Regions from separate parts of the Homo sapiens genome. Here regions 1, 2 and 3 are each linked to region 4. A link is a loop called in an ENCODE intact Hi-C map of the cell type or tissue named here. Cell type or tissue: Caco-2. All regions are shown on one strand.

The links. Peaks named below come from ENCODE experiments on the same cell type or tissue, not always from the same donor. Only the 100,000 strongest peaks of a DNase experiment are listed, where the experiment ranks them.
Region 1: it touches region 4 in a loop (17-fold over the local background); 13 of 110 quality-filtered maps call a loop at or near these places.
Region 2: a loop joins it to region 4, with 26 times the contacts of the local background. A loop is called at or near these places in 11 of 110 quality-filtered maps.
Region 3: a loop joins it to region 4, with 9 times the contacts of the local background. A loop is called at or near these places in 10 of 110 quality-filtered maps.

The regions. Positions count from the first base shown.
Region 1 is chr2:106,099,998-106,107,997 of GRCh38, reverse strand. UXS1 (UDP-glucuronate decarboxylase 1) reads left to right here. Exons shown (of 15, transcript NM_001253875.2): 11 at 3,161-3,204; 12 at 6,880-6,940. Among named protein-coding and RNA genes, the nearest start is that of ECRG4, 38 kb to the right of the region's middle. In Caco-2, CTCF peaks have their summits at 3,240 and 3,439 (motif pointing left); a DNase peak (open chromatin) is centred at 3,477.
Region 2 is chr2:106,538,197-106,546,196 of GRCh38, reverse strand. It overlaps a transcript of CD8B2 not described here. Among named protein-coding and RNA genes, the nearest start is that of CD8B2, 55 kb to the right of the region's middle. In Caco-2, a CTCF peak has its summit at 3,283; a DNase peak (open chromatin) is centred at 3,266; H3K4me3 peaks cover 396 bases.
Region 3 is chr2:106,579,568-106,587,567 of GRCh38, reverse strand. No RefSeq gene overlaps it. Among named protein-coding and RNA genes, the nearest start is that of CD8B2, 96 kb to the right of the region's middle. In Caco-2, a CTCF peak has its summit at 4,836 (motif pointing right); DNase peaks (open chromatin) are centred at 4,867 and 5,277.
Region 4 is chr2:106,245,090-106,253,089 of GRCh38, reverse strand. It overlaps the pseudogene RPL22P10. Among named protein-coding and RNA genes, the nearest start is that of UXS1, 55 kb to the right of the region's middle. In Caco-2, no CTCF peak of the experiment used is centred here; a DNase peak (open chromatin) is centred at 4,355.

The DNA of each region.
Region 1 (8,000 bases), 150 kb after region 4:
TCCCACGGGATCCACGCCTTTCCACTGCAGCCCAGGCAGAACAGCCTCCTCTTGTACTAGGGACTATTTCCTTGAGGCCCAGTTGGGCCTCAGGTGGGACCTCAGAGGGAGTGCTGCTGAGCACCTTTTGTCACCGTACCTGAAGGCAGCATAGCTTACCCGGTGACCGTGGTGCCTGCAGATGAACCTTGTGTCGGTGCTGGCTGGGTGGGGAGCTGCCCCTGGCGAGTCACGCAGGGAAATGCACCCACAGTCGTAACTCTCCTTCCAGTGCACTTATGAATGAGTCAACGGTGGGAAATACCCAGCAGACTGCAGGTTATTTTGGGAGCCTTTTGGACTTCCCAGGCTGCAGCCCTTTGGGATTAAGTGATATTCAAGCTGCTGAATGTCTCCACCACAAGTCCCTTGTTTGGTTGAGCAGGTACCTGGCGTGGTTCTTCACATCCTGACCCTGGCAGCCTAGTTAACCCATCCCGGTCGGGGGGCTTACCCAGCATGTATTGCCCTGGATTGTGTTCCTCCAGGGCTTGGGGTCAGCATGTTTCGGTGGAATGGAAAGCTGCCACTGTGCTCTTCCATGGCTCCTCTCTGAGAGACGGTGTGTGAGTGGACACCGCTGCTCTGATGAGTGAGCCTGGGCTTTAGATCAGACTGAAGACTGGCCTCGGCTGGCTTGTTGAAGGCCACTGCCGCTCTGGACAAAGGTGGGCTTTCTGTGAATGTGGCTGGAATGCACTAGCAGACTGGTGAGCCCACCATCACAGTGGCCCTGACTGAGTGTGGTGGGAAGGTGCAAAACAAGCAGCAGAGGTGCATCTGTGCGCTCAGCTTTGAGAGCAGAGCCCCGGATGCAGACAGAGGCAATGGGCAGGACAGCAGCACAGCCCCAAACCCACCTGTGGAGGAGCCTGTGACGCGGGAGTTGCCTAAATCCGATACTCACTACAGTGAGGTTGGAGAATGGCCTGGTGCCAGCCTGAGAGCCACAGTTTGAAAAAAGAAAAAAAAATCTACAGGTAGTTCTGAAATTATGAACACAATAGGGCAGGAAAAAGAATTCTGAACTTGGAGTCAAGATAAATTTCACTCTGCTGAATGCAGGTCACTCCAGCGCTTTGACCTTCCATTACCTCATCTCCAAAATAAGGTTGTAAAAAACAAAAAGAGTTACACCTACGGCACTGGTGTAGAGGGGAGTTTCCAGGCTGAGGGAGCTGGCAGTGGGTGGACCTCCTGTCCTACCAACTCAGGCCCACTGCTTCCTACCTTCCTCACATGTATCAGAAGTATCAGCCAGGCCAGAGAATCAGGTTCAGGCAGAACTGTCAAGGAATTCCCCTCTGCTTCCAAGAGGCCCATGCCCATCCTTCCTCAATGTTCCTTTACTGAGATTTGTTGCAGCTGTAGTTTCTGTGTTGACAGGAATCCCCATTCCTCAGTATCCCCAGCCTTTTCTCAGTGTAAGGCCTTCCCCCCAAGAACAGAACCTACATAGATAGAACTGATACACCTGTGGAATTGGCATATAAATGTTTATTAAGAAAACAGAGATAGCCTTTGAACCTGCTTTTTAAATAAATAAATAAGGCTTTCAGGGGGTTTGATGCATGTGCTTTTTTTTTTTTTTTTTGAGACGGAGTTTCACTCTTGTTGCCCAGGCTGGAGTGCAATGGCACGATCTCGGCTCACTGCAACCTCCGCCTCCCAGGTTCAAGCAATTCTCCTGCCTCAGCCTCCCTAGTAGCTGGGATTACAGGCGCCCACCACCACACCCAGCTAATTTTGTAATTTTAGCAGAGACAGGGTTTCTCCATGTTGGTCAGGCTGGTGTCGAACTCCCGACCTCCGGTGATCTGCCCATCTCGGCCTCCCAAGGTGCTGGGATTACAGGCTTGAGCCACCGCGCCAGGCCATGCGTGTGCTTTTCTTCTCCACCTGATCCTTCCCCTTTTCCTTCTCAGAGCTGGAGCGGGGAGCTCTGGGAAAGCCAGGCTGAGTGTCTGGTGCTGAGGGGGCTGGTGCTGTTCACAGAGCTGCTGGCAGGGGCTCTTTTTTGCTGTCAGGCGGGAAGAGACCCCAGGGTTGTTATAATCAAGCTTGTTCCCAAAGGCAGTCCCTTCTTCCCAGCTGCCTGCTTTCCACCACAGGGAGGTACACAAGCAAACAAAACCCCCGAGGGCACTCTTGTTCCTGTGATGCCGCGCTTAGGAGATCTCCCCAAGCACCTCTGTTGCCGTCTCCGCCTCAGTGAGTGGCGTGATCCGTGGCGCTCCGCAGGTCATTCAGCAGATGCTCATCCCATGCTGGTATCGCACCTCACATCGTGCTGGGCTCCAGCAGGGCAAAGGGGGTTCGGACACCAGTCCTTCTGGGGAGTTCACAGTTGGGGGCAGTTGGCAAAGGGCTTTCCCTGGGCAATGAGCCAGAGAAGCTTCTCCAGGAGGTGGCATCAGAGCTTGTCCCTAAAGGATGAGTAGCACTCTGCCAGGTGGAAAGTAGACAAGACGGTCTCAGCTGGCAGAGCAAAGAACACAAGCCAAGCTATGGAAGTGTGGAGCAAATGTGCAGTGGAAACAAAGGGGAATGTGACCCTCCTCCTGCCACCTCCGCATCACTTTCAGAGTCTCCTGCATGCCTCTCCACCTTGGCCTTATATTAGAATCTCCTGGGGAGCTAGCTGTAACAATACCAGGAGATGCCGGCCTCATCCCAAACAGTCTGTGAACCAGCCTGGGCGGCATCCCCAGCTCTGCTGTTGGGCAGTCAGTGTGAGGAACCCCAGTTAAATGCATGTATTAATGTTTGTGTGTAGATCTGTCACCTAGCTGGACTCTGAGGTCACAGCCCCCCAGAGCCTCACATGATGCCTGACACATCGTAAGACTCCAGCAGAAGCGAATTCCTTCAGGCACTGTCTTTTGAGGGAAAACTTTACACAGCTATACCAGGTGCACACTTTAGGTATTGCTGCCACCATCTCACTGTCAAGGCATGGTCTCGAAGTAGAGTGCGGGATGTGGTGCTAGATGCTTTGAGTCAGCATCACTGCCCCCTGGGATCAGTTTCAAGGTCGGACTGTGTCCCCTGGAGTTTCAAGGACACCTACGCAGGACGGGTGTGGTTTTATCAGGAGGCCTAACTGTTGGTTTCCTTCCAGGTATACGGATCCGGGTCTCAGACAAGGGCGTTCCAGTACGTCAGGTAAGACTGTCCTGCCCTGCCCCAGCCTTAGCAGTGCTTTGGAGCAGGGGTCATGCCAACTTGACAGACAGTTCAGTGTCTTGTATATGTTAACCATTTCCACAACGCTAACACTATATATTGATTAAAAATTTTTAATTTTATGATGGGAAAACTTGCTGTTCTCTGTTTAAAAGTTAAAATTTGCATTCATCTCCATGACTATCGTGACTCATGTGCTAATCTTTTACTGCCACCTAGCGGTGTGTGGGTGAAGTTGCCCAGCTCTGAGGGTGACTTGGGTGATTTCAGCGCAGGTGGAGTTAAGAGATGGCCTTTTGCATCCAGCAGACCTGTGAATGCCAGAATCTGACCCATTGCAAACATGGCTCGCGGGGTGGAGGAGATAGTCCTTGTGGAGGGCACAAGGTAGATAGTGTTCTTATGTTGAATTTCACGCTGAAACTAAATGCAGATAAAAATATATTTTTTGAATAGATTCACGTGGTGATTTTTATTGCTTTCTTGGCAGCCCTTATAAACCCACTGTTCTGTTGTTCCATTCCGTTGGTGATTAATTTTAGAAGGCAGTGTGGATTCTCAGAGTAGTTAGGATAGAAGCAGTTGTGTATGCCAAAGTGCATCCACCAGTATGTGGCTATTGTAAATTCTGTGAAAGTTTCTGGTATCCTGAATTGTTGTAAAACCCAGTTCTATATTTTGAACCCACATATTTTCACTCTTCATTGCAAATACCCCAGTATGCCTGTCAATCAGGAAGTGTTATTCCTGCTGTCTTAGGGCCATCCCAGGGGCACTAGGGTGAGATGGTGGCTGTTGTGCAGGTCGGGGCAGCCCCCAAGTCCCACCTCAGCCAAAGCAACCACATAAAATTGTACCTACCCAGGACCCTTAGGTAGGGGTCCTGGGTAGGAGTCCCGTGGAGAAATGGAACTGGTAGTAAAATAAAATTTTAAAAAGAAATCAAAATAACCACTGTAGATTTTTGCTGAAAGTATTTGTGAATTTCCATTTACTCCAAAAGAAAGCTGTGAGTAAACATTTACACAGCCAGTAGTTTTTTCCTCCCCACCCATTAATATCTTGCCTCAAGGGGCAAAAGCCCAGAAGTGTACTATAACCAACTTTGTGGCCCAAATAGGCATGCATATTCTAAAAAGCGATTTAACAGGGAAATGGCAGCTGCCCCCGCTTTGGGACTGTGTTCATTTCAAAGCACTTAACGTAGGCACTATGTCCCTGGAGGAAACTATCATGGCACACTTCTGTATGGGGACCAAATTGTGGGCCTCCCTTGGATTGAGTACCGTCTTTCCATAGTGACGCGTTCTTATCCCATCCTCCTCCACTCACCCAGCTGTGCCCTTTTCTGAGGGAGTCTTGCTGTCCTCGGTTATGTGTGCCTGCCTCGGGCTGCCTCACCAGTGGCGCCCAGGCTTCTCCAGCCCCCACACCACATGGAATATCAATGAGATGTTGTGCGGTAAAAGGAAACCAGTCAGGACCCATTCTTCTTTCTGCTCTCATTATCTCAAGGGCATTGTGTGCAAAATTCATTTAAAATAGCCTCAGAGACTTTTCTTTTTGCTAGGACTAAAATATTTTGAGCATTCAGTGATGCCTGTGCTATGTGCTGTCCCAGCTCAGGACAAAATGCACCCTGGCCCGCTCTGATGGCCTGGTCACTGTCCTGTGCCTGCTTTGATGGTCGTGGCTCATGCTCCTAGCTGCCATCACATGCATCGTCCTCTCCCACACCACTTGACTACTTGAAAAGAGGGCATGAGCAGTTTCCCTAGACACATGGTTGTTAACCCTTTTAGAAAACCCATTTCATAACACTTCAGTAGTATTTATTTACTCCCCACTCTGGTGATCCTCTCTGGTTTCACATTAGCAGAGTCTGAGATGATGAGGCTTCAGGGACTTTGCCATACTTGGGCAAGGGTTTCCTGACTTAAACTTTTTAGTTATTGAGGACTCAGATGAGTTCATTAACTGACCAAAGTTTTGATGTTTTTCACAAGCAATTTTTTAGGAACTGAGCGTCTTTTAGTAATGCACGATGTCTGGGTCCATATAGTTACTGTACTAAATTAACCATTCCCCAAACCCATGATTGCCTCGAAACAACAGTGCAGGGAGTCTGAGGTCTAGGTGGCCATCCGCATCGGCATTTTGGCATGACTCTGTTTAATATTCTCATGGCCGGTTTTGTCCTCATTTACATAACAAAGGCATGCTATATTTTTTAAAAGTCACTTTGTCAAAATGACACTTGTAAAGAGCTTCAGGTTAAAGAATGTGATCTATGCAATTTTGACCTTAAAAGTTGCCAGTTTGTCATGTAAAAGGCCCATGGCTCTCCCGTCTGCCCCACTGAGGATGACTGCCTGAGAGTCACCCTTCTTCCAACTCAGATAAACCCCACCCCCCAGTTTCAATATTAAATCATATTGTGGATGCAATGGAATGGCAGCTTTTAATGTCTTTTTATAAACCTGCACAGATGTATGTCATGAGTGCACTATTGTAATGTAGCAATACTGCCATAGTGATGAAGTGACTTTTTGCTAGTTTCTATAAAGGAGAAATCATCCAAGGTTAGCAGGGATTTGCATTTGTGCTTGATCCTTGAGAATAGAACATTTTAAGCATGTTCATATGAAATACGCATTTGTCGTAAAGGAAAACGCAGAAATATCTGATTTACGAAATACCCCAATAGGTTTTTTCAATTGAAAGCAAAACCTATCTGCGGTTTTCTTTTGGAAGTTTATCCTGACCCAGAGTGACCTGCTCCTCACTGGTAACGATGGAGGAGGAGAAGGAGAAGGGTCAGAGCTTTAAAAGTCTTCTAAGAATTGTAGCTCATGGAAAATTGGCGTAGAAAAAGTGCTTGTGCTTAGCAGTGAGGTGTCATTTTTACGAAGTAACTTTGTTTTAACAGAGCCACACTTTAAAGCTTCTGAAAATAAGAACCAAACCTTGGTAAGCGAAAGTTTGCTTACTTATCTTCACCTTCATGGCCTAGTTGATCACAATCCATTTGAAACATCCAAATATCCCTGACCGTTTCATACGAGGTGTTTTGGGGGGTGGCGACTTTAAGGTTGGGGGAGTAGGGAGTGACGTTTCTGTTTATTTCAACCCTCAGTATTGTTTGCCTTTATCTGTGATTTGCCAGTATGGGGATCACATACTGGAGTTCGTTCATTTCCGTGGATCTTGTTTTTAAAAGTAATCATGTGCTTTCGTACAGGTCAACTACTGGGTTCACATTAAACATGAATTTTCTTTGGAAACTTATGTAAACTCCATCTTTTTTGAGTGTATGCCTGTTTTAACTTATGCTTAGTTTTTAATTGTTAAAGGACTTCAGAAATGCAGTGGCGAACTCAGCCCCATCACTCAGCTTCCATCCTATTTAACTATCTCCACCACACCCAAAAAAAGCAAATCCCAGACATCAAATATATCATTTCATCCATAAATACTTTCGCATTGTAAACACCATCTTAGTTTGTAGGATTTTGTTTCGACATTCAATTTTCCATTTGGGTTTTTGTTTTCTCCTGGGGGTGGTAATTTTTCTTCTGGGAGGGCTTCTATGTGGTGCGTGGCACTAGCATATTCCAGCAGGCAGAGCCTCACCTGCCTCCCCTTTTTTTCCAGCGATCTAGTGAATGGCCTCGTGGCTCTCATGAACAGCAACGTCAGCAGCCCGGTCAACCTGGTGAGTGCTCCTCTCCCTCCACTCTGCAGGACAGCTCAGACTTTCGTTCATTTGTGAAACCATGAGCAGCACCAGGCTTTGCTTCATTTGCCATCGGCACACTTAGGACATTTGTGTTTGTTGCTTGCTAAATACTAGAGGAAAAACAAACAAACACAAAGTAAGAGTATACAAAGAAGTAAAACATCTGCAAGGCACGGGTGAGTGATGTAATCAGTCCCTCCACCTTCTGAAGGGCCTGGGTCTAAGATTGTGTGAAGCCTTTTGGTGGTAGTAGGTGGACGTGTGTGTGCATCTCGTTCTCTATTTAACAGGCGGGTCATCATTATAAGGCCTGATTGCATTTTTAGAAGATGGAGGTTGTTCAGAGGGAAAATTTTCCGGTTGCTGATGATGTCTGTCATTTAGCCGGACAGACCACCTTCATGGCTTCTCGCCTTCCCTGCATGCCTGCCCACAGCCCCAGAACCTCCCTGTTGGAGGGATCATCCAGCCTTGAGCAGTTTCAGTGCTGGTGAACTTGCTTCTGCTCAGAGAAATTCACCCTGTCTTTGGACAGTTCTGGCCGGCAGAAAGCTCTTCCTCATATTGGACCAGAAATCTCACTTTCTGCACACCTGTCCACTGACCTCACTTCTCCACCTGGGGCCATTCATGGCTAGTGTGATGCCTCTACAGTGTGGTAACTCTCCAAGGATTTGAAGGAGATGGTCCTACCCCCTAAGCTGCCTCCTCCTTGGTGCATCAGCCAAGGTCATGGTAGGACCTCTTACCCTTTCTGTCACTGAGTGATTTTCTGAGCAGTTTTGTTCCATCTCATTTAAAATGCAAGGTTTCCAATGTGGACTGTCCAGCATTCAAGATGTTCTGCTTCTGTTGATGGCAGTGGACACAAGAACCTCTTAGCTCACAGAGACCTCCCCCTTAACCCTACCTTGGGGTCATTTCAGGTGCTTCTCCCAAATTACCTCTCCTGGTTCCTACACAACACTCTAAAGTTCAGGGAACTCTAAAATGTTGGCCATGTGACCTATTTCTTGCAAACCATGTCACCTTTGCT
Region 2 (8,000 bases), 290 kb before region 4:
TGTGAGCCATCCGAAAGGGTTTAGGCCTTATTGGGATGGGAAACAGGAGGCATTAGAGTGGTTTAAGCAGACAAGAGACATGTTCAGAAGCTGCCTTTATAAATGATTGCTTGGAATGCCGTGTGAAGACAGGACTGGGATGGGTGGCTGACTGACTAGAGGACCAGAAATCTGTGAGGAGGCTGTGCTCATAATTACGGTAAAGCATGTCAGTGGCCTCAGTTAGAGTAGTGGCAGTAAGGCATAAATAATAATAATTATTACTACAGCTGTTGTTTGTCGGCCATCTATGTGATTGCTGAAAGAGGACTCATCCAAGGAGATAGAAAAGCAGGAGAAAACTATATTGTTGCAGAAGCAGAGTGTGTTTTAACGAAAAAGTAGACAACAATATGGAATTCTTTTTTTTTTTTTTTTTTAGATAGTGTCTTGCTCTGTCACCCAGGCTGGAGTGCAGTGGTCCAATCATTGCTCACTGTGCAACCTCAAATTCCCAGGCTTAAATGATCGTCCTGCCTCAGCCTCCTGAGTAGCTGGGACCATGGGGCTACAGACGCATACCACCACACCTGGCTAATATTTTAATATTTTGTAGGGGTGGGGTTTCACTATATTGCCTAGCTGGTCTTGAACTCCTGGGATCCAGCAATCTTCGGCCTCTCAAAGTGCTGGGATCCTCTTGATCAACAAAGAGAGGCCTGGAATTGTAACCGCTTGCACTGATGCCCACTGGAAAGCTATCCTACCCTTTACCATATGGCCTGCACCCATCTGTTGATGGTTCTCAATCCCCTGTACAATAAACAGTGAGGTCAAGTGTGTGGGGTCTGTGAATAGTCCACAGAAGGAGAGGTCGTTCAATTCTTATTTAAACGGTGACATTTAATGATTACGGCGGTCAATTCTACTCCTTTCCACATCGCCAGGGTCTGCTTTCTTCACTGTGCGATGCTATAGCCATGTGAGTCATATCAGTGAAAGGAGACGGTGGCAGGCTCGGAATATGGATTAAACACTTGTTGCTAGTACTTGCTGTCAGCATCCTACTGGCTTTTAGCAGGAGCCTACTACAGAGGTGGTTACGTCCTGCAGAGGATGGCATAGCAAACCCTGTGACAACAGCATGGCTTCCCATGTCCCCTGTGTTTCCCACAGGGGGCGACACCAGCCATGCAGAGTGAAGATTGCACCAGGTGGGAGGTGCTCCTTGACGTCTCACCTGAGGACATTTGGGCATGATCCTCCTCTGAGTGTTGGGGGGCTCTGGCTCAGCGTCTGCATTTGCAAGCACTGAAAGTTTACTGAAGAACCAGCTTTCTACAAGCATCCCCCAAAGGTCAAGCCTCCAGACCTATGGAGAACCACTCTGGAGGATGCCTTCAACAGTCAACACCCAAAAAAACCTCCAGGAGGTGAGATGACTCCTGAAGGTCCCCTCCCGGACTTTTACTGCCATTCAGAGAGCCGACAGAAACAGCCCACTCCCACCCTCTGCCTTCTCCCAGTTCACACCAGGCTCCCTCACTTCTCCAACGCAGGATCCAGAATCTCTGAATTGGATGAGGCCTCAAAGACCGTCCAGCCTAGTCCCTTATTTCGCAAATGAGGTTGTGGAGACATCAGAAGCTGAAGTGGCTTGCTTCGGGTCATGAGTAAGAAAGTGGATTCGACTGGACAGTGTCTGGAAAGGTAGCCTGGAAGGGCTGTGTCTGTCCTCCAGAGGAAGCTGAGAGGAGGCCAGACCCCAACAGCCCAGCTGGGAGTCCGTCCCCTTCCAACCTGGGCCTAAGCCTCAGGAGTGAGTTGAACGGCTCTCCCCGCATGAGAAGACACATAAACTACCCACTAGTATGGTCAGAGTTGTGATCTGTGAAACTGGGCTAAAAACAGCAAGCTACATTTAGTCATTAAGACGTTTATTTCTGCAACTGCTTCCCACATTCCAAATCTATTCAAAAACCTATTCAAATAACTAAAAACTTGTTGGTAACTTTTTTACAACTCCCATGCAGCTTCAGGATGGCCTCGCTAGACACGCATGCAGTCTGAGCACCTGTTCAACCATACTCCACCAAGTCCTGCAATTATTGATGATAAGCCTGCACACAGGCCACCCACGTGCTCTTGACCAAAGCGGATCAGGCAGTCCCAGTCCCTTGCTAGGCATCCATGGGGAAATGTGAAAACAGTTCACAAGATCTGGGTCTGGAAGAAAAATAGGACTTTCATGAGTAGAGAAGAACAATCGAATCAGATGCAAAAGATGGGCAATGTACATCACAAAACTTTCAGTGTATAAGCACAAATCCACAGAAATCCATCCAAGTTCATGGAACCTGTGAAACTCATAGAAAGCTTGAAATATAAACTGTCCAACTAAGACAGCCCTAGCTCCAGTCAATAAGAGTAATTTCACTGGGTTCTCCATGGTCCAGGGCTACTGGAATTCAGAAGATCCTGATATTTACATCATGGATTGACAGGCTTTGGATATTTTGTTTCTTTTTACTTTTATATTCTTTATTTTGTTTAATTAATTTATTTATATTGAGACAGAGTCTCGCCCTGTTACCCAGGCTGGAGTGCAGTGGTGCAGTCTTGGCTTTGGATATTTTGTTTCTTTTTACTTTTATATTCTTTATTTTGTTTAATTAATTTATTTATATTGAGACAGAGTCTCGCCCTGTTACCCAGGCTGGAGTGCAGTAGTGCAGTCATGGCCCACGGCAGCCTCAACTTCCGGGTTCAAGCAATCCTCCAATCCTCAGCCTCCCAAGTAGCTGGGACCATAGGTGGGTGCCACCACGACCGGCTAATTTTATTTTATTTTTTTGTAAAGAGGGGTTCTTATTATATTGCCCAGGCTGGTCTCGAACTGCTGGGTTCAAACGATCTTCCCAGGAGGCCTCAGCCTCCCAAAGTACTGGGATTACAAGCGTGAGCCACTCCGCCAAGCCTGATATTTTATTTGAAAATACCTAAGCCTCACTTGCAGGACTTTGTAGCTGCAGGTAAGGCAGTTCCCGGCGGTCGGGATACAAAGAGAAACATGAGAAGCCCGGGTCCTTCCGCATTGAAGTTACTTCTTCTCAGGAGAGAACTTCCAACTTTCTTTACACTGTTAACAGAGCCTATAACGAGTGGCAATCATGACTAAATACTTGTTCCTTGGGCTCAAAAACAGGGTACATTAACGCGAACCTCCCGGACCTGTGCGGCATGGCCGAGCGCTCCTCTTTCTTTATGCAGTTCTGCGCTGGAACACACGGGGGCAGCAGAGTCTAGCCTGACCCCGAGCAACGTACGGAAATGTTAGGGGCACTGCTCAGTTGATAAGCCGGGGCTGGATGATGGGCGCACATGTATTCACTTATACACACATACGTACATATACATATGTAAAATGTATATACTTTTATATTTATTTATACTTCATATATAGTATGTATTTCATATATATTTCATATATAGTATGTTTCATATATATTTCATATATAATATATATTTCATATATAATATATACTTCATATATAATATATACCTATATATTTATATAACCTATTTTATACATTACATAATATATATCCTTCATGGGGAAGGATTTCTTTACATCCTTCTGGTCTACCCAAAGTTGTCTTTAATAGGCATGTATTTGTTAAATAATCAGGAAAAAAAAAGAATTAACTTGAAAGTGGAAGAAAATGCACATTAATGAAAATCCAGGATATATATTGAGAGTTTTTCCTCACAAAAATATATTTCAGTTTACAAAATAATTAGTAATATAAGGACTCTAAGTAACAATCTCTATTCATGACTGTATTAGTCAAATGCCTTTGAGCACCTCATATGTGTATAAGTCACTCTTTTAGTTTCCAAAGATGGCAAGAGAAGTCAGATCTAGTTACTGCCCGCAGTGAGCCCACAGCTGACCAGCCGTGAACCCCAGATAATGACTGTTATATCAGAGGGATGCGCAAAATGCTGTGCAGACAACAGAGACGGAGACCGTGAACTCTACAAGGGCTGAAGTCCCTGAGGATCTACAGAGGAGGGGAGGCTGAAGGTTTGTCTTCAAAGGTTAAGTAAGAATTGACCAGTTAAAGTGGCAAGTGGCGTATCAGACAGGGAACAGTCAAGACAAAGTTTATGGAGAGTTGGAAGAAGGAAAAGTTGGCTGGAGGTAGAGTGAAGGCTGAGCCATGGGGAACGGTGGTCCCGCCAGAGAGTGAACAGCCTTGACCTCTAGCTTACACTGCAATGGGATGGCTGGCAGAGGCTGTAGTTGAAGCCATGCCTGGGCTCTGGATACAGCTCTGCCAAGATAGGGCAGATTCGTGGTGGAGTTGGAAGGATAGAAGGGATGAAATATGTTGGTAGGTTCTCTATTCCAGTGACTTTCCAACTTTTTAAACTGCAACCTGCAATAAAGAATGCCTTTCACAATGCCACTCAATATACAGAAATATACATGCATGTGTGGTGGACATTCATATAATGCAAACATACATACAATATGTAATGCACTCCCACCTTGTATGGTCTCTATTTCATTAATAGAGAGAGATTTCATAATCCACTAACAGGTCGCATCTTACGGTTTGAAAAATGCATTCTAAAATGGTTTCTCAACCTCATACCTTTGACGTTTTGGGCCAGGTGATTGCTGGTTGTGGGAGCTGTCCTGTTCATTGCACAATGTTTAGCAACATATCCGCTAGATGCCACTAGCATCCCCTTCCCAAGTTCTGACAGCCAATAATGTGCCTGGACATTGTCAAATGTGCCCTGGGGTGCAAAACTGCCCCTTGGTTGAATACCACTGCCCTAACCAAAGGGAAATAATCTGGTTTTGGGGGAAGAGGACGTTTGACCTCACATTCAGGAGTGAGTGGCCCTACTTCCATAGGGGGTCACTAACCACCAACAAGAGAGAAGAAACTGACCAATTTTGAGCATGAATGACGGAGAGGGATCTAGAGTTAGTGGGAGGTCCTAGTGATACACAGATACAAACAGGCATGCTGCAGACCTTGTCACACAGCCAGCGTGCCACCGTGGCCTACCTCAAACCACACCTGCCTGCCTTCCTCTGCCCCAGCCCACCAAGCCTGCCCACCACAGGGCCCTTGCACATCCAGCTCTCTGCAAAACTCTTCATTCCCTCTCCTCCTGCTGGGCTCCTGTGGACCATTGAGTCTCTTAAAGGTCATTTTCCCCAAAAGGCTGTCTCCACTCCCCCAGCCGAATGAAGCTCCCCTGATATGCCTTCAAGACACCCGCTAGTTGTCACTTTGAATACTTACTGCAAAAGGTAGTTATAAGAGTATTTGGGGCCGGGCACAGTGGCTTGCGCCTGTAATCCCAGCACTTTGGGAGGCCGAGGCAGGTGGTTCACAAGGTCAGGAGTTCGATACCAGCCTGGCCAAGATGGTGAAACCCCATCTCTACAAAAAATAGAAAAATTAGCCTGGCGTGGTGGTAGGCGCCTGTAATCCCAACTACTCAGGAGGCTGAGGCAGGAGAATCACTGGAACCCAGGAGGCAGAGGTTGCAGTGAGCTGAGATTGCGTCACTGCACTCTAGCCTGGGTGACAGAACAAGACTCCATCTCAAAAAAAAAAAAGGAGTATTTGGATGATTATTTGCTTGATTTACTTTTTCCCCCTCAAGACTGTGAAAGTCCTGAAAGCAGGGGGTTTGCCTGCTTGGCTCACCCAGAACAACAAGCCGACTTGCTAAATGAGGGAGTGGTACTGCCAGTTGACTTCATTCTTGGTCCTATTTTTATCTGTTTTGAGATTGACATTAATGCGCCTTTGGTGGGCTGGTCTCCTAGGGCTAATTGTCATTTCTTTGCAGTAAGAAATGTTGAAAAGCTTTTTAAATAAAATAATGAAAATACGAATTTCTCACAAAGGCTGAGTTTCTAATAACATAATTATTCCAACACTCATCTTGAGACCACATAATTAAGAAACAGTAATACTTGGATATTTTTTTTAATTTGAGAGGTCTACATAAACGATTCTCTGCATGATTCTTTCTTTGATCATTGAAGCTGTCATTTTCTTTTTTCATTCTTAGGAAATCATTCCACATAACAAAATTGAATTTCTTTCAAGCCATAAAATTATTGGAATATAACATCCACCCTAACTTCATCTACATAACATGAAGTATATAATTTCCACTCAAAATTAATTCTCAATGTAAACAAGAATAACAATAAACCAAAATTCACTTATGTTTACTATGAAATAGATTTAACGATCAGGAAGTCCCATGACAAAAAAGGGAGATTCAGTGACGGGAACAGTGATTAAGTTAGCCAAGATGCTCAGCAGTAGGAGAATACACTTTTTTTTCCCACTTGGCAAAGCTTAAATAATTTTTTAAGTGTCAGATTCTGTTCTTATTTTATCAGCCAAAGGAGGCTTGGTTTCCAAGCCGTGTATCCGTCAAGAAATTGGAATTCAAGCAAACACATATTTTGAAGTTTGATGCATTGAAGCCAAACACTGTAGAGACAATGATAAATATGATATGGTCCATCTTAAAAATGTTTTTGGTGTTTGTGTGAAACATCCTGTAAGCTGGAATTAAGCAGCAAAGAGCAATGATGCCCAGAAGCTGCAGCCCCGTGTGGCCCCCTAATTCCACAGTAAGACCCCTTATTTGTCTTCAGAATAAAAGATGAGCACACCGCACACATGGTATTGTGTCCCAAGTACATCAACTTTCCATGTTTTGGCGTGGAAACAAGAAACATCTTTACTTCAATTCCATAAAGTAGTTCTCTAAATTTTAGAAATATAAATATGTTTGCCTTTTGGGACCAATATATATATTTCCCCTTGAACTCACTTATTCATCCATTTATTTCACAAATTTATAAGGAGCTTGCCCTGTGCTAGGTGCTGTGATACCTGCTGGAGACACAGTGGTGAAGAGACACAGGAGGTCTCAGCACACAGGTGAGACCCACACATGGGCCCCGAGTGCTGTGGGGGCACCAGGCACTCTGCTAAGTGCTTCATGTGCCTCACTCATCAACACAGCAACTCCATGGGGCAGGCACTGCCCTGGCCCTGAAATGAGTGAGGCCAAGGTGTGTAAGTGAACACGTGTTCACTTGCGCTGTGACCAGGTAGAGTCAGAAGTTCAGCCAGCACACACCAGCTGCAAGAACCCGGCTCTGAAGTCCTCATGTGTCACTAGTTCATGAGCTACTGATCACACACATGCAGTCACACAGATAAACAGTCACACCGTGCACAAGCTCTGGGAGGGGGACACACTGCATATGAGACTGTTTCAGATGGCAGTGCCCGGCCTGATGAGGAAGGGCAAGGAAGGCCCCCAGGGGAAGCCTTGAGGCAGTGTGGAAGGGTGGGTGGGTGGAGAGCATAATATGAAGAGGGAGGGGTCCAAGCTCAGCACAGATGCCAAGAGCCAGACCTTTGAAAATATGTGGCCAAGACCCAGGAGTGCCTGGACACACGGAAGCCAGCTATTACCAGAGATAGTGACATGCAGGTGAACATCTGGGGAGTAGGAGGTGGGGAAGGGTGTTACAGACAGGAATTCCTACTCAGGACACTGCTCGGCTCTAGATAGCGCAAAGGTGAATTTTCCAAGGTAAATGCACTTTGTGAGATCTCAAGTGCCACACAGATTCACAGTCACCCTTATTACAACATGGGGAAATTTTAATCACTGCTAATAGTAGATGCTCAAGTCCTAAGATCTTATGAAACAAGCCAAGAAAGCTACTTCTGATCAATTTTAAGAACAAGTAAAGAGAAAAGCAGGCCATTTGTGTACCGTTTCAAGCAAAAAGCAACAAGATGAATATTCTTCATGTATACATAGCCTACATAGGCTGAAGGCTCCATCTCAAAATTCCCCTTCACAGCCTAAACCTTCCTCAGCCCCTGAGTTGACCACCCTGCCTATACCGTATTTTCCCGTTTCTCAAATCACTGGCAAGTGTTATT
Region 3 (8,000 bases), 330 kb before region 4:
GGAGCACAAGAGGACCGGGACCACAGCGCCCGGAGGCTGATACCCCGCAGCTGATCCACAACACTGCAAGCTCACCCCAAAGAGGGGCAGTGTGTGAACCCAGAGGACTCTCGTCAAGTGAAATAAGACAGGCATGAAGGACAAACACCGCAGGATCTCACTCCTATCTGGAACCTTAAAAAGTTGATTTCATGGAGGTATAGAGTAAAATAGTGACCAGGCGCTGGGGAGAGCAGGGGGGAGGCAGGGAACCAGAGAAGTTGGTCATCCGGGCAAAGTCACAGTTAGGAGGAATGATTTCTGTTACACAGTAGGGTGACCATAGGAAATAATGTAGTGTATATTTCAAGATAACCAGAAGATACTCAATGTTGTCACCACAAAGAATAAACGTCTAAAGTAATGGATGTGGTAATTATTCCAATTTGATCATTGTGTGCATTGAAACATCACACTGTACCCCATACACTTGTACAATGATAATGTGTCAATTATACATTTTTTTAAAATCCCATTAACAAAAAAAAGAAAAAGGAAAGAAAAGGGACCAATTGTCCTCTGCCAAACTGAGTATTCTAGGCTTGGCTAGATCTGTATGGCCAAAGAAAAATGAGGCAAAATAATTAAACTCTCAAATGTCACCTAGAAAAACCAACAGCACACACTATCTAAACCCACGCAGTTATTACGTGGGAAGCCGAGGCACGAAAATTGCTTGAGGTCAGGAGTTCCAAACCAGCCTGGGCAACATCTACAAGCAACAATATCCCGTCTCTACAAAAATACAAAATTAGCTGAGCATGATGATACTGTAGTCCTGGCTACTCAGGAGGCTGAGGTGGGAAAATTGCTTTAACCCAGGATTTTGAGTCCGCAGTGAGCCTTGATGGCACCACTGCACTGAGCCTAAGCCACCGAGTAAGAAGACCCTCTTACATACATACATAAATGAAATACATACATACATAAATACATACATAAAATCTATTTAAAGCAATTAAAATTTCTACTGCTACTATAGTATAACACAACTAGATTCAAAACAGTCTTCTCAACAAAGCAGAGTATTTTTCAAGCAACAATTCTAAGCCACACGCTGCCGTCCCCTACTCAGTATCCACCCCTAGCCCACACAACTCGCTACCCTCGGCCCTGACTCACTCAACTACCTACCGGACCCCACTACCCACCTACACCCCGTGTAAACCCACGCACTATCTACACCGTACCCCATTCCACTCATTTAACTCCACGCTTATTAACTTACCTTCCCCAAACACATACCTGCTCACAACCTACCTCTCATTCTAAGTAACAAATATAAAATCATTGTCAAAAGCATTGACATACTTGCAGTACTCTTCCCTGCAGAAATACTATCTTTCCTTTTACTGAAATCTTTTGTGATCCTCCGGTAAATACCAGTTTTTTTATCTACGATTTTATGGCTTCTGTTGGCTTAGTCTATTTGTTGTTGTAAACAAAATATTTTCCATAACATATTCAACATTATTATTGCAGTGTAAGGAAAACAATTGACTTTTATCTACTTACTTTCTACGTTGGGACTTCTCTGAACTCTTGCTTATAAGTTCGTGAAACGATTCTCGTGAGTCTTCCCTCAAAATGTTTTCACGTATAGGAAATGTTGTTGGAATCACAGCAAAAAGAGTGGTGATGAACAGAGGTGGAAGGAGCCAGGCATTACGCTCGTCCTTCATGGTTCCGCCCCCTGGCCCAGCCTCTGGGTCACACCCTTCCTTAAGGCTGCCCTCCCAGTTCTCCTGTCCCTCTCGGTTGAGCAAGCCCAGGGTCCTTTCTTGCCAATCTGGACCTGGTGCTGTGTCCGGAATTGGTGGGTTCTTGGTTTCACTGACATCAAGAATGAAACTGCGGACCCTCACAGTGACTGTTACAATTCTTAAAGATAGTGTGACCAGAGTTTGTTATTTCTGATGTTCGAAAGGGTTCGTAGTTTTTCCTTCTGCTGGGTTCGTGGTCTTGTTGGTTTCACGAGTGAAGCTGCAGACCTTCGCGGTGTTACAGCTCTCAAGGCCGCGCGTCCACAGTTGTTCATTCCTCTCAGTGAGTTCGTACTCCCGTTGGCCTCAATAGTGAAGCAGCAAACCTCTGCAGTCAGTGGTACAGCTGACTCAAATGAAAGCACTGCGGACTCAAATGAGTAGCAGCAGCAAGCTTTACTGCGAATATTAAAAAAAACAAGCCATACAAGCCCCACAACAGAACCTAACCTGATTGCCACTGCTGCCTCAGGCAGCCTGCTTTTATTCCCTTATCTGACCCCACCCAAATCCTGCTGATTGGCCCATTTTACAGAGAGCTGATTGGTCTGTTTTACAGAGAGCTGATTGGTCCGTTTTGACAGGGTGCTGATTGGTCCATTTTACAGAGAGCTGATTGGTCCGTTTTGACAGGGTGCTGATTGGTGTGTTTACAATCCCTGAGCTAGACACAGAGTGCTGATTGGTGCATTTATAATCCTCTAGCTAGACACAAAAGTTCTCCAAGTCCCCACTAGATTAGCTAGACACAGAGCACTGATTAGTGCCTTTACAAACCCCAAGCTAGACACAGAGTGATCATTGGTGCATTTACAATCCTCCAGCTAGACATAAAAGTTTTCCAAGTCTCCACCTGACTCAGGGGTTCAGCTGGTTTCCCCTAGTGTATCCCCTGCCCTAGGATCCAGCGCACTAGGATCCCGCCCCAGGTGCAGGTGGAGCTGCCCGCCAGTCCCCCAGGCCGCAGGTCTGCACTCCTCAGCCCTTGGGCGGTGGAGGTGACCCAGCGCCCCTGAGCAGGGGGTAGCGCCCCAGGGCAGGGGGCAACGCGGGTCAGGGAGGCTCGGGCTGCGCGAGAGCCCACTGCGGGAAGGTGGGGCGCTCGAGCGTGGCGGGCTGCAGGTCCCGATCCCTGCCCCACGGGGAGGCGGCTGAGGTCCAGCGAGAATTCGACCAAGGCGTGGGCGGGCCCACACTGCTGGGGGACCTGGCGCGCCCTCCACAGCTGCTGGCCCGGGTGCTAAGCCCCTCACTGCCCGGGAGTGCGCGGCCCGCGGAGCCCGCGCTCACCTGGAACTTGCGCTGGCAAGCACCGCCCTCAGTCCCGGTTCCCGCCGGCGCCTCTCCCTTCACACCTCCCCGCAAGCAGAGGGAGCTGACTCCGGCCTCAGCCAGCACAGAGAAGGGCTCCCACAGTGCAGCGGCGGGCCGAAGGGCTCCTCAAGCGCGGCCAGAGTGGGCACCGAGGCCCAGGAGGCGCTGAGAGTGAGCGAGGGCTGCTAGGCTGCTGTCACCTCTCACTGCCACCACATCAGTGGGCCCTTCTTACTTAAAAGGTGTCCGACAGCTAACCTGAGGACTGACTATTCTGTTAACAGATCTGCCTTAGATGCCTAAGGCATCCCTGCCTTTGAAGAGCTGAGGTTCGCTCCATCCTAAGCCCGCCAAGGCCTCTTCCAGCTTCTGTGTTTCCACGCACAGGCACCTGACGCACTTGGGCCATGACAGGTGAGGTGCTGTTTTAAAGAAGCCTCCTAATTCTTGAAAAGCACTGATGGAAAGACATAGCCTCTTTGTGGATTGTGCTATGTTTGATGGGAGTGCATACCTGAGGCCACAGTTTTGACACCAGGAAAGGAGGGAACCTGAGGTACAGCAGTCACAGGAGGCATGCAGGACCTGCCAGGAGCATTGCAGAGAAGTGGAGCCGGAGCCTGACGCCCTGGGACTTCCCTCCACTCTATTCCTTGCCATGGGCATGGCCAATGGTCTTCTAGTGTGGGCAGGGAAAGTATCCGCACTGATCATCTGAAGGATGCAAAATCAGCACAATCACAAAAAGGCTTCATGGAAGGACTCATCATTCAGCAAATGATTTATCACTAGCTAGGCGCCAGGACTCTGTTTATCTCTTTATCTAGATCAACAGTACTCCCAAGGCCAAAAGCCATAAAGGAGAAGATGCATGGACATAACCAGAGTATTTCAAAATGCCTTCAAGACAAAATTATTTTCAAAACATAGGCAAATGCAAAAGTCAAGTGAAAACTGGAGAAACTGTGTTTACAAGGAATCTAACGAAAACCCAATTTCCTTATGACATAAAAAAAGTATCAAATCAATAGCAAAAAGTAAAACAAAAACCTAATAAAAATAAAGCAAATGACATGATAGGACACAATCCTAAATAGATAAATACATAAATAGATGACTTTAAATAAGTTCTTAGCAATTTCAACCTCACATTTTAAAATTCACGAACTAGTTATTATAAGAGATCCTTTTTCACATATCCAAGTAAAAATTGTTTTACCAGCTTGACCATACACAATGTTTGCAGTGTTGGAGGGAAAGGTACCCTTACACACTGTTAGAGGTAAACAGGCGCCGCCTCTTTGGAATTTGGAATTTGTCAAATACGTAAGCATTTTAAATGCATGTAACCAATGACCCAGCTATCATCCTTTCTAAAATTGGTTTCACAGATAAACTCATTCCTTTTAAATAACTGATTTAATAAGTGACCTTAGGGCACAGATTATTTGACAAGAATATTTATTGTCTACTTGAATTCAGAGATTTTGGCACTGTGCAAGGCACACATGGGGAGTCTATAGATATGTGAATAAATAGCATCCCACCAGACAGCTAAGGACAGAATCATTGCCTGGAATTCTTTCCTCCGGGTATTGTCAATGCGATGTAAGAATATAAAACAAATAATGAGAGAATTCTAAAGCGAGAGGAAATAGAAAACGCTAACCCAAGGGGTTTGGCCGCTTTACCTCATCCTGACTCTAGATGGCAGCATCCGCTCACTTCCCCCAGCTGGGAGACTAGCTCCAGAAGCAGCCTGAATCCGAGCGAAATTGGAAGTTTTCCATGTAGGAGAATCAGCCGGGCACGGGCATCTGCTCAAGCCCCACTTGCAGTTAGGAGGATTCTCCCCACTTGAACGAACTCACAGAAGCAGATATCTGACCCCACTTTGGTCCGTTTACTCCATACATACAAGCCAAGGCATTTGTTTCTTTTTTTTTTCTTTTTTTTTTTTTTTTTTTTGTGGTGGAGGGGCGCTGTGATTTGTTTGGTTATGAGCCAGAAAAATGCCAGATATGTCCTGAGTGCTTCCCAAGCTCAATCACAGATAGGCACTTCCTTGACCTAACTGAGCTTCAAAAACGCATCAGCAAAAACACCCACGTAAGATGTCCGATGGGAGGCACCTCGGGACATATCCTAGGCAACAGCAGGGAGGCCCGCTTCCTCCTGCCGGCCGCGAGCAGCGCAGCACCTCTAGGGCCCGCGGAGAGAGCGAGGTCTCCCTGCCATGCGTGGGGTGGAGGCGGTGCTGTGCAGGACTCCCCTGCGGTCCACCTAGACTCTCAGCTTTAAAACTCCATTCCCAGGCTAAAAGGAAAAGAAAGCACTGGGAGGAGAAAACGGACAAGAAGTTCAAAACTCAGGTTATGGAAAAAGAGATAAATGAATCCTCACAGAAGCAATTTAGACTAGAGGCTTGAAAAGCCCAGGGTTATCTGGAAGAAATGAGATTTCCCCTAAGCATAAAACCTATGGTATGGAAATGAAACTGATTGAAGAAATACGTTGTGTGTGTGGGGGGGCGGGTGTCTATCTTTCAGTCTCTCTCTGTCTCTGTCTCTGTATCTCTGTCTGTCTATCTGCCTCTCTCTGTCTCTGATCTCTGTCTCTATCTCTGTCTGTCTCTATGTCTCTGTATCTCCCTATCTCTCTGTCTCTGACCTCTGTCTCTGTATCTCAGTTAACTCTCTGTAGCTCTCTCTGTCTCTATCTTTCTGTCTCTCTCTCTGTCCCTGTCTTTCTGTCTCTCTCCCACACACACACACACACACACTCCAAACAAAGTGTAGTGAAGGAGAGCTGGATAAATTACTGCGCACATGCTGAGGGAAAAGGCAGATTGATAGACAGGGGTGGCTAAAAAGCAACCCTGCGATCCGGTTCCCAGCAAATCTGCCACTCAAGTTTCTCATCTCATCAGGGATGGGAAGGAACAGAAGGCTCCACTGCGGTGCTGGCTGTGGGCTTATACGTTGCCGATCCCTGGGGACTGGACCTAGTGCTATTCTGCAGAAGGTAATTGAAGAAACCCTACTAGGAATGAAGAAACCCAAGTGAAGGAGGGTGACAGATGGAAAGGAATGCTTCTAAGCAGTTTTCGTGCAGGGTTGTGAAAATGAAGCGTCTATAGAGGAAAAGGACATGTTTCACAGGCTCAAGGATTTGAGTTTAAGCTTCAATAAAGATGAGAAACAGAGTAGGAATTTCCCTAGCAGTTCTTTGTACGGAAATTAGCGTGAAGATCTGAAGGGCTTCGGTACTGACAGCAACTTCCAAACTGCTTCAAGCCGCTCACCATCAAAATGAGGTGAATATCCAAAACATTTCCTCCCTAGAGAGAACTTCTGACAAGATCAGGGAAATGTAAGTTTAGCGACTAAACCAGGACGCGGTGGGCAGGCTCACGGCAGCACCCTCCACTCAGTGTGGCTTCCTTCCTGCCCCTGTCATCACCTGTGAGGTGTGGGCCTTGCAGCGAGATTGGGGTATTCACCCAGTTTTCTTCCTTGAGTCTAAGTGAGGATTGCTTGGTAGACATTAGAATCCACAAGCATAAAAGGTAACGTTGCAGGGGCTGAGGAAGCCACTGCCATCCGGGGAGCCACAGGACATGGAAGCTGAGGGACAGACGGCAGAGCCCTCAGAGGAGCTGAGCTAAAGAGCTTCTAGCAAAACTGCAGTTGCTTGGGGGGACTCGGCACTAAGATTACGACAATTTAGCATTAAGTATAACCCGGATAGGAGTAATTAAGCTTAATATTGCAGAAACAGTATTTTAAAGAAAAAAGATGGACGTATGGCCCAACGAAGAATTTTTTCTGATTTGTGGATTTATGAGTGAAAGTCTTTCAACAAGGGGAAAAGAAGGGGACGGGAGGGGAGGGGAGGGGAGGAGAGGGATATAAGGCATGCTCATGAGTGGTTTCCTCTGTAGGCAGCTGGGGCCCCAACCGGCTGGGTCTCCTGGACAGTGTGGACACACCCCAGGGCTGCCTCTCCTGAAGGCAAGGATGCTGGGCACACCGGCTCTTGTTACCTGCTTTAGTGGCTGCTCCTGGTGGTGTCAACTGCCCTGCACTTCTGGCATGTTACAAGCATGAAACAGAGCAAACAAAACCCTTGGTGGGGAACCTCAGATGCCTGGAGTATAGACCTTCAGAGGGTTCTGGAAGGGCCACTCCCGAAAGCCTCTGAGCAGCAGCATCCACTATGCACCTGTGTAAGAGAGCAGGCTGCCTGGTTATTATGGGGTGCCACAATCTCCCCAGCTACCAACATACGAGATGATCCTAGAGATAACCAGAGGCACCATGGACTGGCTGGTTCACCGTTGTACAATGGATTGATTTGGCTGCATTTAAAGCTGGCCCCAGTCCGAGGAAAAAGACAGACGCCTGGCTGGCCTCTGCTGTCACCTTCAGAGCAGGGTTGTTCTGTTTTTCTAACAGCTGGTTGGATTCATCTAGATAATTTCCACTCTGCCTTTTTGTCAGCAGATCTCTTTAGCTGCGGTTTTGACCCTAGGTCGCCAGACCACTCACCAAGATGAAAAGTGGTAGTGTATTTTTCTGTCAGCCAGCCCAGAGGCTGCCAGCAGTGCCCCTCGGCCAAGGGCTTTGACCTTGGACGTTAGCGAGCAATGACCCACAGGGCAGCAAGCAAGGGGAAGTGTTGCTCTCTTGCTTCCTTCTTATTTCTCATGCTGTCTGGGAGTTTTCATAAATTTGAGCTAGCTTGAAATCATGTACATCGTGTTTATGTGCAGAAAAAAACCTACACTGTATCGATAACTTAGTTTACAGTTTACACAGATACTTTCACATTCTTTCTTTATCTGAATTCAAATCTGCCCATACACTTGTCTCTCCGTCAAGC
Region 4 (8,000 bases):
TGTTCAAATGTGTTTGTCTCTTGAAACAGTGACACAAAGGTATAATTCTCTATGGTTTGAAATGGATCATGTGAGGCATGTAATACCAAGAATTGTTACTTTACAATGTTCCCTTAAGCAAAATTAAATTTGCCTTGAACTTTAGTTATGCATAGACTGATGATAAAGCTCTAAACATGCAAAAAATAATAATAAAAGTAAAAATGGAGACATTACCACTGATTTTACAGAAATAATGGATTAAAAGAGAATAGAAAAATAGATGAAAAAATAGACAACCTAGATGAAATGAAGAAATTTATTGAAACATAGAAATTATGTAGGTTGACAGAAGAAATAGAAAATCTCAACAGTTCTATAACAAAGTGATTGTAAACATAATTAAGAAAAAACTTCCCCAAAAGAAAAGTCCTGAATCAGATGGCTTCACAGGTGAATTCTACTAAAGAAAGAGAAATTGACACAAATTATTTCTCAGATAATCCAAAAAATTGAAGTTTTGGGGATAGCAAGGAACACTTGCTATGCATTCTGTGAAACCAGCATTACCTTGCTATTAAAGCCAGATGATATTGCAAGAAAAGAAAATTGCAGACTAACATTGCTTATAAATATAGATGGAAAATCCTTAACAAATATTAGCAAGGCTGGGCATGGTGGCTCACGCCTGTAATCCCAGCACTTTGGGAGGCCGAGGCAGGCAGATCACCTGAGGTCAGGGGTTCAAGACCAGCCTGGCCAACATGGTGAACTCCTGCCTCTACTAAAAATACAAAAATTAGCCTGGCATGGTGGTAGGTGCCTGTAATCCCAGCTACTTGGAGGCTGAGGCAGGAGAATTGCTTGAACCCAGGAGGCGGAGGTTGCAGTGAGCTGAGATCATGCCACTGCACTCCAGCCTGGGTGACAGAGTGAGAATCCAGCTCAAAAAAAAAAAAAAAAAAAAAAAAATTAGCAAATTGACTCCATCAGTATACTATAAGGATTATTCACAATTGAATGGGATTTTACCATGAATGCAAGGACGTTTCAACAGAAGAAAATTAATCAATGTAGTACATCACATTATTTGAACAAAGGAAAAAAAATCACATTATCATCTCAATTGACATGGAAAAAGCATTTGAGGAATTTTAACATCCTTTCATAATAAAAACTCTCGGCTGGGTGCAGCGGCTCACACCAGTAATGCCAGCACTTTGGGAGGCCTAGATGGGTGAATCAGCTGAAGTCAGGAGTTCAAGACCAGCCTGGCCAACACGGTGAAACCCCGTCTCTACTAAATAATACAAAAATTAGCCGTGCATGGTGGTGGGCACCTGTAATCCCAGCTTCTTGGGAGGCTGAGGCAGGGAGAATTGCTTGAACCAGGGAGGCAGAGGTTGCAGTGAGCTGAGATGGTGCCACTGCACTCCAGCCTCGGCAACAGAGTGAGACTCCATCTCAAAAAACAAAAAACAAAAACAAGCAAACAAACAAACAAACAAAACTCTCAGCAAATTAGGAACAGAGGGAAAATTTCTCAACATGATAGAGTGTGTTTCTGGAAAACTTACAGCTAACATTATATTCAATGGTAAAAAAAACTGAATAAGTTCCCCTTAAGACAAGGCACAAGAAAAAGTTTCCCAGTGCTGTTTGACACTGAATTGAAAGTTCTAGCTAGACAAGAAAAGCAAATAGACCGGGTGTGGTGGCTCACGCCTGTAATCCCAGCACTTTGGGAGGCCGAGGTGGGCAGGTCCTTTGAGCGCAGGAGTTTGAGCCCAGCCTCAGCAACATAGTGACACCCTGTCTCTACAAAAAATACAAAAAACAAAGTGGCCGGGCGCGATGGCTCACACCTGTAATCCCAGCACTTTGAGAGGCTGAGGCAGCTGAATCACCTGAGATCAGGAGTTCAAGACCAGCCTGGCCAATATGGCAAAACCCTGTCTCTACAAAAATGCAAAAATTAGCCCCCCATGATGTCGGGTGCCTGTAATCCCAGCTACTTGGGAGACTGAGGTGGGAGAATTGCTTGAACCTAGAAGGTGGAGGTTGCAGTAAGCCAAGATCATGCCATTACACTCCAGTCAGGGCAACAGAGTGAGACTCCATCTCAAAAAAAAAAAGTCATCCAAATCTAAAGGAATAGGTGAAACTATTTCTGTGTGTAGATGACATAATTCTTTGTATACAAAACCCCACAGAATCCACAAGAAAACTCAGAGCTAATGAATGAATTCAGCAAAGTTGCAGTGTACAAAATCAGCACACAAAAACAAATTGTTTTCTATACACTAGAAGGAAATTAAGAAGAAATTCCATTTACAATAGCATCTAAAAAATTAAATACTTAGAAATAAATCTAACTGAAGAGGTGAAAGATTGATACACTGAAAACTATAAAAGATAAAAACTACAAAAAATTAAAAAGATCAAAGTAATTGAAAATACATTCTGTGTCTGTGGATAGGAAGACTTACCACTGTTAAGATGTCAATACTACTGAAAATGATCAGCAAATTCAACACAATCTCTTCTAAAATTCCAACAGCCTTTTCTTTTCCACAAATGAGGAAGCTGATCCTCAAATTTACATAGAATTGAAAGTGACCCTGAATAGCCAAAACAATCTTGATAAGGAAGAATAGAGTTGGAAGACTCACACTTTCTGATTTCAAAACTTACTACAAAGCTACAGTAATTAAAACAGAAGGCACTGGCATAAGGACAGACATATCCAATGAAATAGAATCGAGAGTCAGAAAAAGGTCTCATATATATGGTGAATGGATTTTTTCTTTTTTTGTTTTTAACTGACACATAATAATTTCACAGATTTTTGGGGCACAGTATGATATTTTGATACATGTATACAAAGTGTGATGCTCAAATCAGGATAATTAACATATCAATCACCTCAAACATTTATAATTTCCTTGTGGTAGGAACATTCAAAATCCTCTGTTCTAGCTATTAAAAATACATAATAAATTATTGTTAACTATAGTCACCCTACAATGCTACAGAACATTAGAACTTTTTCCTCCTATCCAGCTGCAATTTTTTGTCCATTAGCTAACCTCCCCCTATTCTCCCCACCTCCCTGCCTTTCCCAGCCTTTAGTAACCACTATTCTACTCTTTGCTTCTATGAGCTCAACTTTTTATTCTTCCACTTATAAGTGAGAACATGTGGTATTTATCTTTCTGTGCCTGGCTTATTTCAGTTAACACAAAATCCTCTAGGTTCATTCATGTTGCTGTAAATGACAGAATTTTATTTTTTATTTTTATTTTTCATTGTGGTTATAGACCACATTTTATTTATCCATTAATTTGTTGGTGAGCACTTAGGTTGATATCATATCTTGGCCATCATGAATAGTGCTGCAATAAACACAGGAATGCAGATCTTTTTTTTTTTTTGTAGCCATGTGTTAGTCACTTTAATAGAAAATGTGATCAAAACCTGACTACAAGAGTTCAGAGAAAAACCAGTGAGTTTCAATTTCATTACAAGTTTTTAAATCTGGAACTAGTTTTTTTGTTTTTGTTTTGTTTTGTTTTTTAACTTAAATGCTAACTTCAGCTCCGGGTTTTTTCACAACCAAACTAAAAATTACTTACTACGTGGGAACATCAATGCAACAAACAAGTAAAATTTGTAAACTCAAGCCACAAACTTACAGTTAATAATCATGGTAAGGGACATTGCCACAGAGCAACTGATGCCTCAGTGAAGTTTGAAAGAAACTCTGCCTTCTGTGAAGGCAGAGAAGAAATATGCAGGCAATTCTGCTTCAAAGAAATCTGCTAGGAATGGAAAATGCTAAAGCCTTTAAGACAAGTGAAATTGCAAAGCCTCAACACGTTCAGCTCAATCCACAGAGCACCAAATGTTAAATTGGAGCCAAAGTAGGATTGAACATTGAATTTCCAGCTATGCAACTCACAGAGCACAATTTCAGGTGTGGAAACCATCTGTAGGCAAGTTCTTTTAAAAACATGAATTTTATACACCGTAAATTCTAAAACACACACTTCTGCATTATTGTTCAAATTTCAGAAGGGCACCACAAGTCACCAGGGTCTTTCAAAGTCACTCACGGCAACAATTCTGTCTTTTTATTCCAGCCTTGGTAGCCCCCTTCCACAGTTCTCTAGCCTCTGCACACACTGCGCCTCACCACTGTAGAATGACTTCTGACATTAAATCCAGTCATGGCCTAAGTCGCATGAGGCAGCTATTTCCCAGGCACCTCCCTTCTCCTTGGCATGGGAGGCTTCCCAACCACTTCAGGCCCCACACAGGAGGCCACATCTGGAAGCACTATTCCTCCAGCTCCCTCTGCTGGAGACCAAAGTGACAGATTGTTGCAAAGACGTGTAGAAACAGATTACTTACACATTCATTTTTGTACACATTTAGTTAATTTAGAACCTGGGACTTTTACAATAGATTCCCCAAACCCCTTTATGGAGAGTGACAGACTACGCAGCAATGCTGAAGGAGCACAGTTTCTCTCTCTAGGAAGAAGAGGATTAGTAGACATAATTGTGTGCATGAAGAGAAATTTGTAATAAAAAAATCAAAGTAAGATTAATGGCCCAGAAACCTGCATTTTATTGACAATTGACACTGTCATTTTTGCAGACAGAGAATCTTAGAAAGATGTCACTTTTTTTTTTTCTTTTTGCGACGGAGTCTGCAGTGGTGCAATCTCGACTCACTGCAACATCCACCTCCCATGTTCAAGTAGTTCTCCTGCCTCAGCCTCCCGAATAGCTGGGATTACAGGCACCTGCCACCACGCCTGGCTAATTTTTGTATTTTTAGTAGAGACGGGCTTTTACCATGTTAGCCAGGCTGGTCTCAAACTCCTGACCTCATGATCCTCCAGCCTTAGCCTCCCAAAGTGCTGGGATTACAGGTGTGAGCCACGGCACCTGGCCACCTTTTCTTTTAATGAATGAGAGGAGCCCACGTGTATCCCTGAATCATTCTTTGGGAAAAGCAACAGAAACAATTGACAGTCACACTTTTTAAAATAAAACAGTCACTCCCTTCAGTCCATACCTCCACGCCCTCATCTGTCTGCCCAATGTCTGTCAGTTCCGTAAAGTTACCCTCTCCTTCTACTCTAGTATTACCACAAGAACTGAAAATTTCAAGCAGAAAAAAATAAAAAATAAAAAAAATCATGTTACAAATAAGCGAGTGGCGGCCCAAGGGAAGCCCTTTGACTATGATTTCCAATTCTCTGTTCAATCTACACTGCAGAGACACAATGATAAACCACCAATTTGGTTCCCAAGTTTTATTCAAGAACTCATACAAAATATTTCAGATAAATGAAATTTAATCCTCTTCTTCATCCTGGTTAATTTGGAAGTAACATAATTTGTAACTCTCTTTACTGTTAGCAACTATGCACAACCAATCATGAAGATTATTCTTCTTCAAATATTTTTTAGTGAGATATTTCAAATACCTTTTGGAAAAAGGTACCTTGGATGTCACGGTGATCTTGCTCTTGCTCTTCTCGATGGTCACCACCCCTCCACCAAGGTTCCCAACTTTTCCGTTCACTTTGATCCTTTCTTGCAAAAACTGCTCAAAATTGGCAGCATCTACGATTCCATCTTCTATGGGGTGGGTGCAATCAAGAGTGAACTTCAGAACCTGCTTTTTTTTTGCCCACCTTCTCCACAAGCTTTCTCACGGGCACCATGGCAGTAGTGGAGGCAGAAAGCCAGATATCTCTTTAACATACTGATTTTCTTTCCTTTGGATGTATATCGAGTAGTGGGATTGCTGGATCATATGGTAGCTTAATTTTTAGTTTTTTGAGGAACCTCCATACTGTTTTCCATAGCGGCTGTACTAATTTACATATCCACCAACAGTGTGTAAGAATTCCCTTTAATCTGCATCCTCTCCAGTATTTGTTATTTTTTGTCTTTTTGATAATAGCTATTCTGATTGGGATGAAATGAAATCTCATTGCAGTTTAGATTTTCATTTCCCTGATGGTTAGTGATATTAAGCATTTTTTTCTTATACTTGTTGGCCATTTGTAGATCTTTTGAAAAATGCCTACTTAGATCATTTGCCCATTTAAAAAAAACAGGGTTATTTTTTGTTGTGTTTTATTTGCTGTTGAGTTATTTGAGTTCTTTGTTTATTCTGGATGTTAATCCCTTGTCAAATGAGTAGTTTGTAAATAGTTTCTTCCATTCTGCAAGTTGACTCTTTACTCTGTTGATTGTTTCCTTTGCTGTGCAGAGGCTTTTGAGTTTGATATAATCCCATTTGTCTATTTTTTCGTTGTTGCCTGTGCTTTTGTGTTCTCATCCATAAAATATTTGCCTAGATCAATGACCTAAGCATTTTCCTTATGTTTTCTTCTGGTAGTTTTATAGTTTTGGGTCTTGCATTTAAGTCTGTAATCCATTTGAGTTTATTTTTGTATATGGTGAGAGATAGGGGTCTAGTTTTATTCTTCTGCATATGGATATCCAGTTTTCTCATTACCACTTATTGAAGAGGCTGTCCTTTTGCCAATGTATATTCTTGATGTCTTTGTTGAAAATCAGTTGGCTGTAGATACATGTATTTATTTCTGGGTTCTCTATTCTGTTTCAGTAGTCTATGTACCTGTTTTTATGCCAGTACTGTGCTTTTCTGGTTACTATCTTGTACTATATTTTGAGGTCAGGTAGTGTGATGCCTCCAGCTTGGTTCTTTTTCTCAGGTTTGCTTTGGCTAGTCCAAGTCTTTTGTGGTTCCATATGAATTTTAGGATTGTTTTTATTTCTGCAAAGAATATCATTGATATTTTGATAGAGATTGCACTTAATCTGTAGATCATTTGGAATAGTGTGGTCATTTTAACAATATTAATTCTTCCAACCCATGAACATGGAATGTCTTTTCATTTTTAGGTCCTCTTCAATTTTTTTCATCAGTCTTTTATTGTTTTCATTGTAAAGGTCTTTCACCTCCTTGGTTAAATTTATTCCTAGGCATTTTTTTTTTTTGGTCGCCTTTTAAAATACAATTGCTTTCTTGATTTCATTTTCAGAAAGTTTGTTATTGGTGCATAGAAATGCTACTAATTTTTGTATGCTGATTTTACATTCTCAACTTTACTGAATTTGTTTATCAGTTCTAACACTACCAAAAAGTAGTGTAGGCTCCAAATCCTACCATGACTGCGTCTCTTTTTCCTAGGTACATCTTCGACCTTGGCAAAATAAACTTCTAAATTGATTGAGACCTGTCTCAGACACTTTTTTGGTGTATGCTTGCTTTGTGAAATGAATTTAGAATTCCTTCTCTTTCAATTTTTTGGAGGAGTTTGAGAAGAATCGGAGTGAGTTCTTTGAAAATTTGGTAGAATTCAGCAGAGAAAGTTTTTCTTCATATGCATGGGGAAAAATCTCTCCTCAAATCATGTTTTCCTCTACTCTCCCATCTCAACAATCATCTACACAGAAGAAAACTTCTATGACCAGATGTATGGGGATCTTTCCCCGCAACCAAGCAGCAGACACCAGCTGAATGTTCTTCAATTCCATTCTAACACTATTTACATGGAGAGAGTGCCAGATCCCACAGGTTAAGGACTCAGTCCCCAAGCCTATTCTCTCCTTCCCCTCACCCACCGGTCCCAAGTCCAGGCCTCTGGAACTTCTGACTGATTGCCTTCAAGTTGGGGTTCCCACAACACCCTCTTTGGATTTAATTAATTTGTTAGAGTGGCTCCCAGAACTCAAACGCTTACATTTACTGTTATACTAAGAAGTATATTTTAAAGGATGCAGATAACCAGATGAAGAGATATATAGGATGAGATCTGCAAGGGTCCCAAATGCAGGAGCTTCTGATCCTGTGGAGCTGGAGTGCGCCACCCTCCCAGCACGTGGGCGAGTTTTTCTTCACCTTCCTGTCGGCTTCCATGTGTTCGGCTATCAGGAAGCTCACTGAACCCTGTCCTCTTGGATTTTTAT